Regions from separate parts of the Mus musculus genome. Here region 1 is linked to region 2. Evidence: chromatin contacts called from ENCODE Hi-C data. All regions are on one chromosome and are shown on one strand. The core of a region is the stretch at or near the end of the contact, and the rest is flanking DNA. Distances in the headings are between cores, read along the strand shown. Region 1 overlaps Crybg3 (beta-gamma crystallin domain containing 3). Region 2 holds the start of 1700022E09Rik (RIKEN cDNA 1700022E09 gene).

What was found. A loop is a pair of places that touch in the nucleus more often than their neighbours do.
Region 1: a map of heart shows a loop between it and region 2 (2.0-fold over the local background). The contact joins the enhancer-like site here to the promoter of 1700022E09Rik in region 2. A Hi-C loop is called at or near these places in 4 of 37 maps with a recorded cell type or tissue (T-helper 17 cell, heart, regulatory T cell and 1 more).

Annotation. Positions count from the first base shown.
Region 1 is chr16:59,514,004-59,516,866 of GRCm38, forward strand. All of the region lies in intron 17 of Crybg3 (beta-gamma crystallin domain containing 3), which reads right to left. Among named protein-coding and RNA genes, the nearest start is that of Riox2, 44 kb to the left of the region's middle. Within about 2 kb of position 1,433, at least 1 of the 3 ENCODE cell types and tissues checked has a DNase peak (open chromatin) inside an H3K27ac peak, as active enhancers do; it is heart, where a contact is called at or near this core.
Region 2 is chr16:59,467,737-59,470,592 of GRCm38, forward strand. It overlaps 1700022E09Rik (RIKEN cDNA 1700022E09 gene), which reads right to left and starts at 1,502. Exons shown (of 3, transcript NR_040568.1): 1 at 1,449-1,502; 2 at 261-401.

The DNA.
Region 1 (2,863 bases), core at 183-2,682, 46 kb after region 2:
AGAAACATAACGACCCCCCCTCCCCCGCGCATCCTAATTCTGGGATCCAGTGAATACAGTGTTATTTAACACGGAAGAGGGAATTTCAAGGACATGACTAGCGGCTAAGGATCTTAAGCTGGCTTACTGAGGTAGGCCAGGTATAACCACAAGGTCCCCTCAGAGCAAGGCAGGAGGGCAGAGATAAACCGCAGCAGGCAGATACGCTTCAGAGACAGCAGGGCCCCGAATCAAGCAAAACTGGCAGCCTCTAGAAGAGCTTAGGACACTGATTATTACCTAGAGGTTTACAAAAGAAAAACAGCCCTATCTGGACCTTAAATTTACCCCTGATGACCATTTCAGACTTCGGACCTCTAGGATTCTAAGACTGAGTTCCGGCTCAGTGGCCACATTTTCAACAAATTATTGCGGCAGTGCTGAGTTTCGGTGTCTCTACCAACGCTCATGCTGAAACAATCTTCAACATTAAGTGGGAAGTGTGTATAAACTCATCAGTGTGGGTGTTTGGAAGAGGGACCTTCAAGAGGTAATTAAGGCTTAAACAAGGACATAAGTTGGGCCTGAGTCTAGAAAGAACAGTGCTCTATAGGAAGAGGAGAGATTATAGCCATGATGCTCACTCCCTCACCCAATGTGACCCTCCCCCGCTGCCTGAGGCCCCTAGAGCCAAGGGACATCACCAGAGGCAGCTGTATCTAGCACGTCCCACATTTTCCAATCATAAGCTAAACAAGTGTTTTTTTTTTCCTTTGTAAATTACCAAGCCTGTGGTATTCACTTACAGCAATAAGACATAGATCATGACAAACAGCATCAACTCATGTTTGCTTCTCAATTCTTTTCTTACTAGTTCCTGCTTTCTGTACCTAAAAGATGCCCATCCTGCTCTGATGTCACTGGAAGAATCTCCTGTAATATCTTCTAACTCATAAAATTGGCTTTTCATACTTAGGTTATGTTTAGAGTACAAGACCCTAGTTATTGCTTTTCCCCCATGTGAGTGGTAACTGTCTCTGTAACAGTGTGTGTGTGTGTGTATGTATATATATATATATATATATATATATATATACACACACATATATCTTATATATATACATATATAATGTTTATATACTGTATGTTACATATACACTGTATGCTACATAGTCTTCTTATTCTAACTCTCCTGAAGACTTTATATGTCATCAGAATCCTAATTTCACTCCAACTTCTCATACAGGCTCTTGCAATATGTCTCTGTGGCTTTGCCCGCTTGTAGCTGCCAGGATAAGAATTATTTCAGAAAGCCAGACTTCTATGCCAAGCCTCCATGGAGACACTGTCAAAGCACGGGGTAGACTTCTGCTCCCGTGGTAATGTAGTCAACAGGTTGCCCAACAAGACACTGGGCCAGCATTTACTTGTCTCAGTGTGGCTGTCTGAAGCTCACACTCAGCTCAGCTCACAGCCAATAACTGCTCAGGTGTCCTGCTCTCATGTCTGTGCCCAATATTCTTAAAACAGCATGCTCAGTTTTAAAGCGCTTCTTCAACGGATGACAGTGGTAAATGGTTTTCCCCACATCCTTCAACTTTCAAAGCTACACAGAACATTTTAAGAAGATTAGACACAAGCCCACCTCAACCTCAAAGTATAGCCCCTGTTATGGAGTAGACTGGAAAACAAGAACGAACCGGATACAGGCCCTGCCTGACTATATTTGGAAGTACTGGATCACTGTCCTAATTTTAAAATAATGAAACCCTGAGTTTTATGGCCATGGGCTAAGCAGAGGAGACTACAGGTCACAGAATTCAAAACAAGCATAATGATATGCAGCTTATCCACAGTGACTGTAGTTCAGTAGTTGTGACTACATGCAGGGAGATTTGAAAGAAAGAAATGAGGGGGAGATGGAGGAGGAGGAGGAGCAGCAGCAGCAGCAGCAAAACAACAACAACAACAACAAACAAACAAACAAACAAACAAACCCCAAGAAAGCAGCTAGAAGCATAAAGAATGGCCATTTAGGACAGAAAAAAAATGCCTTGTGGTAGGTCTGTTGCTATTATGAATGTTTGAGTGCTGGGGCGGGGCTTGTTTAATTGTGTCAACTCGGCACAGCTAGAATCATCTGGGAAGAGAGAACCCCAGTTGACAAGATGCCTTCATGGTAGTGGGCTGTAGGCAAGTCTATGGGGGCATTTTCTGATGAAAGGCTGAAGTGGCCCTGGCCACTGTGTGTGGTGCCCTTGAGCATGTGGTGCTAGACATAAGACGGAAGCTGAGCTAGACCACAAGGAGCAATCTAGTAAACAGCATCCCTCCACGGCCTCCATCTGCTTCAGTTCCTGCCTCCAGGTTCCTGTCTTGGGTTCCTTCCCCGATTTTCCTCAGTGATAGTGGGACCTCAGAGTTTTAAGTCAAAATCAATCCTTTCCTCCCCAAGGTTCTCTTGGTTGTGGTATTTTAAGACAGTGATAAAAGCAAACTAAGACAGACTTCAAACATGAGGTCACCCGTGGTTATCCAATTTAGATCCTAAAGGACATAGGCAAAATGTGCATTTGTTTCCACAATGCAGGGCAAAATAGAAAAAGATAATAAAGGGTACTGGCAGGAGCCAAGGGGAGAGTTTGGTGAAGGAGACTCAACAATGGAATGGGGATGAGAGACTACCAGAAAGTCACACAAAAACTTTAGGGAAGAAATGAAATGAACAGCTCAGAGGGAAAGAGTTAAGAGGTTTTCATGGTGGTTTGTATCTGTGTGTATGAGAGAGGGGGGAGGGAAGGGGAGAGGGAGGGAGGGAAGGAGAGAAAGGGAAGGGAGGGAGGGAAAGAAGGAGGGGAGGGAGGGAGGGAGGGAGGGAGGGAGG
Region 2 (2,856 bases), core at 252-2,751:
CAAGCCAGGGGAAGGAAGCCAGTAAATAACATCCCTCCATGGCCTCTCCATCAGCTCCTGTTTCCTGACCTTGAATTCCAGTCCTGACTTCCTTTGGTGATAAACAGCAATGTGGAAGTAAAAGCTGAATAAAGCCTTTCCTCCCTGTAGTGGCTATTCCTGGTTGTCCACTTGACTATATCTGGAATGAACTACAGTCCAGAATTGGAAGGCTCACTAGTGATCCTAATCTGGAGGCTTGAGAGATAGAAGTTTCTGACCTGGATCTTGGTATGGAGATCTTGAGCCATGGTGGCTATGAATTCCAGAAGATTAAGACAGATCTCTGAGTTCAAGGTCACCTGAGATTAAAAGTGTGGTAGCGCACACCTTTGATCTGGGCTACATCTTCTGCTGGAGACCTACATAAGGACATTGGAAGAAGGAAAACACACACACACTCTCTTCTTCACCTGCTTGCCTTGTGGGACTGAGCAACTGCTAGATCCTTGGACTTCCATTCACAGCTGCTGCTGACTATTGTTGGGAACTGGACTACAGACTGTAAGTCATCAATAAATTCCTTTACTATATAGAGACTATCCATAAGTTCTGTGACTCTAGAGAACCCTGACTAATATACTCCCCAACTTGCTTCCTGGTCATGATGTTGTTTTGTGCAGGATTAGAAACCCTGACTAAGACAGTAAATGAGAAGAAAAGATGAGATGAAAATTTTGCCTATGAGTTATCACAAAACTATGATTTGTGGCCACAATGCATTATCTTGACTTTTGGAAGACTGGGTTAGTCTTTCTGAGGAAAGCCTGAAAGATCCTGGCAGAATGTAAAAGGACACAGAAGCCCTGAAATTGGCAAGATAGACGTCAGTGTTAGCAGAACTAGCTTCACTGATTTAGAAAAATAGAGGTGCACAATGCTCTGGCCACTCCTTGAACCTGTGTGTCTGCCAATGTTCTGACCAGGTGTGTGCCCATTGCTGCACCTTCATTAGACTCTTTCCTTGTACCCCTCCCATACCCATTTCTTGAGAATAGACATTGTTTAGATCTGGAAATCCCCTAATCTCCCCCTTCTCCTTTCCCCCATGAGGGCCTATAAAAACTGGGAACTCTTTCCCCTTGAGGTCGACTCCTCTACTCCTGCGTGGGATATGAGTCATCCCCAGAGCTCTGGCTTTCCCTGAATAAAGCCTCATGTGGTTTGCAACAAGCTCGGTCTGTCATGAGTTCTTGGGTGTCCGCTATTGTCCTGAGGTCTGAGCAAGGGGCTCCTCTCGGAGTCTTTCAAGCCTATCATTTCTAACTGTGCCATATATGATTCTATCATGTTAGCATGGAGATGAATAATAAAAATAGCAATTCCTAACTTATAATTACTATTATATAAAATTCCAGTGAGATTATACAACTCCCTCATCTATGTAAGGGGAAGGCACCATTCTGTACCTGAGGCAGCTGTAATTTCCTGGCAGTAAGTTTTACTCTTCTATGACCTCACTTATGGAATGAAGCCACCTCTTCTTACCACACAAGCATGTTCTTAACACATTCTACCAATGCATGAAGTTCTGCTTCATTTCAAAAGCCTATTGATTTTTCAACTTCAGTTGGACTCTCAACAGTGTAAATCAAAACACTGTGCTTTTTTTTTTGTTTTGATGTATTTTGCTTGTTGTTTTTTGAGACAAGGCTTCTCTATGTAGCCCTGGCCAAGCTGGAACTCACTTTGTAGACCAGGCTGGCCTTGAATTCTCAGAGATCCACCTACCTCTGCCTCCTGAGTGCTGGGATAAAAGGCGTGTGCTACCATTGCCAGCAAACAGGGTGGAGTTTTATGAAGGTGACTTTATTCATGATATTACTACAGAAAGGACATATATTAATGAAGAATATCTCACAATAAAGAAAGGGATCCAGGAATCAAGAAGTCAAGAAGGAAGAAAACCATGAGTCTTGTTATCTTAGGGTCTGTCTTCTCTTACAACACGTAAAGTCATGGTTATTCCCTGGAATCAAAAATTACGGGAGCAGTTATTGACATTGTAACACTTTAGCCACTGTGGCTGCTACAATCTCCTGCTGTACTATGATGTCACTGGTCTGTGATGGAGCCCAGTGTAGAAGAGATGCTTCCAAAGTCAAGACTTTCTAAAGTTTTATATACAAGCCTATGACCTTTAAAAGTCATGTAAAGACTCCATCATTTCCAAAACTAGCTAAGTCAACAGGCAATAAAGAGAGGGAAGCACCCCCACCCCCACCCACCGCTTCAGAGAACACTAATGCAGGCATGTCTGAGCATTGTACACTTCAAAGAGGTGCTATAACCACAAACCCACACATCAGATAAAGTTTTAGGGCAATCACACTTTCCTGAAATAACTTAAAAGATGTTTTGTTAACTAGGTTGTGCCTGCAGCTGGGGCCATATGTATATTAAATCTTGGATCAATGAGAAAGGGGCCTCAGGACCTGCTACATAGTTTTTAAATAAATGTGGAACTAGGGGATCAGGGTTGGGGGAGAGACTATTTTGTGACAATGAGTTCCAATCATTGAATGTGATTTAGAAGGATAATGTAAATGAAAAGTAGGAGGAAATACAAGACAAAGGAATGACTTGTAGAAACTGTAAATATGGCTGGTCTACAAAATGATCTTAAAGTCTGATGTGGTCTGTATTTTGAGAAGAATTTCTCTATATTTCTAAATATAGAATTTATCTATATTTCATTTTGAAGATAGAATTTTTATCTCTACCATCTATCATTTATCTGTCTTTCTATGTTATTCTAGGTCACGTTTCGGCTGAGATTGAAGTAATCTAATTGTTCTTGTTCATTTATATGAAGGA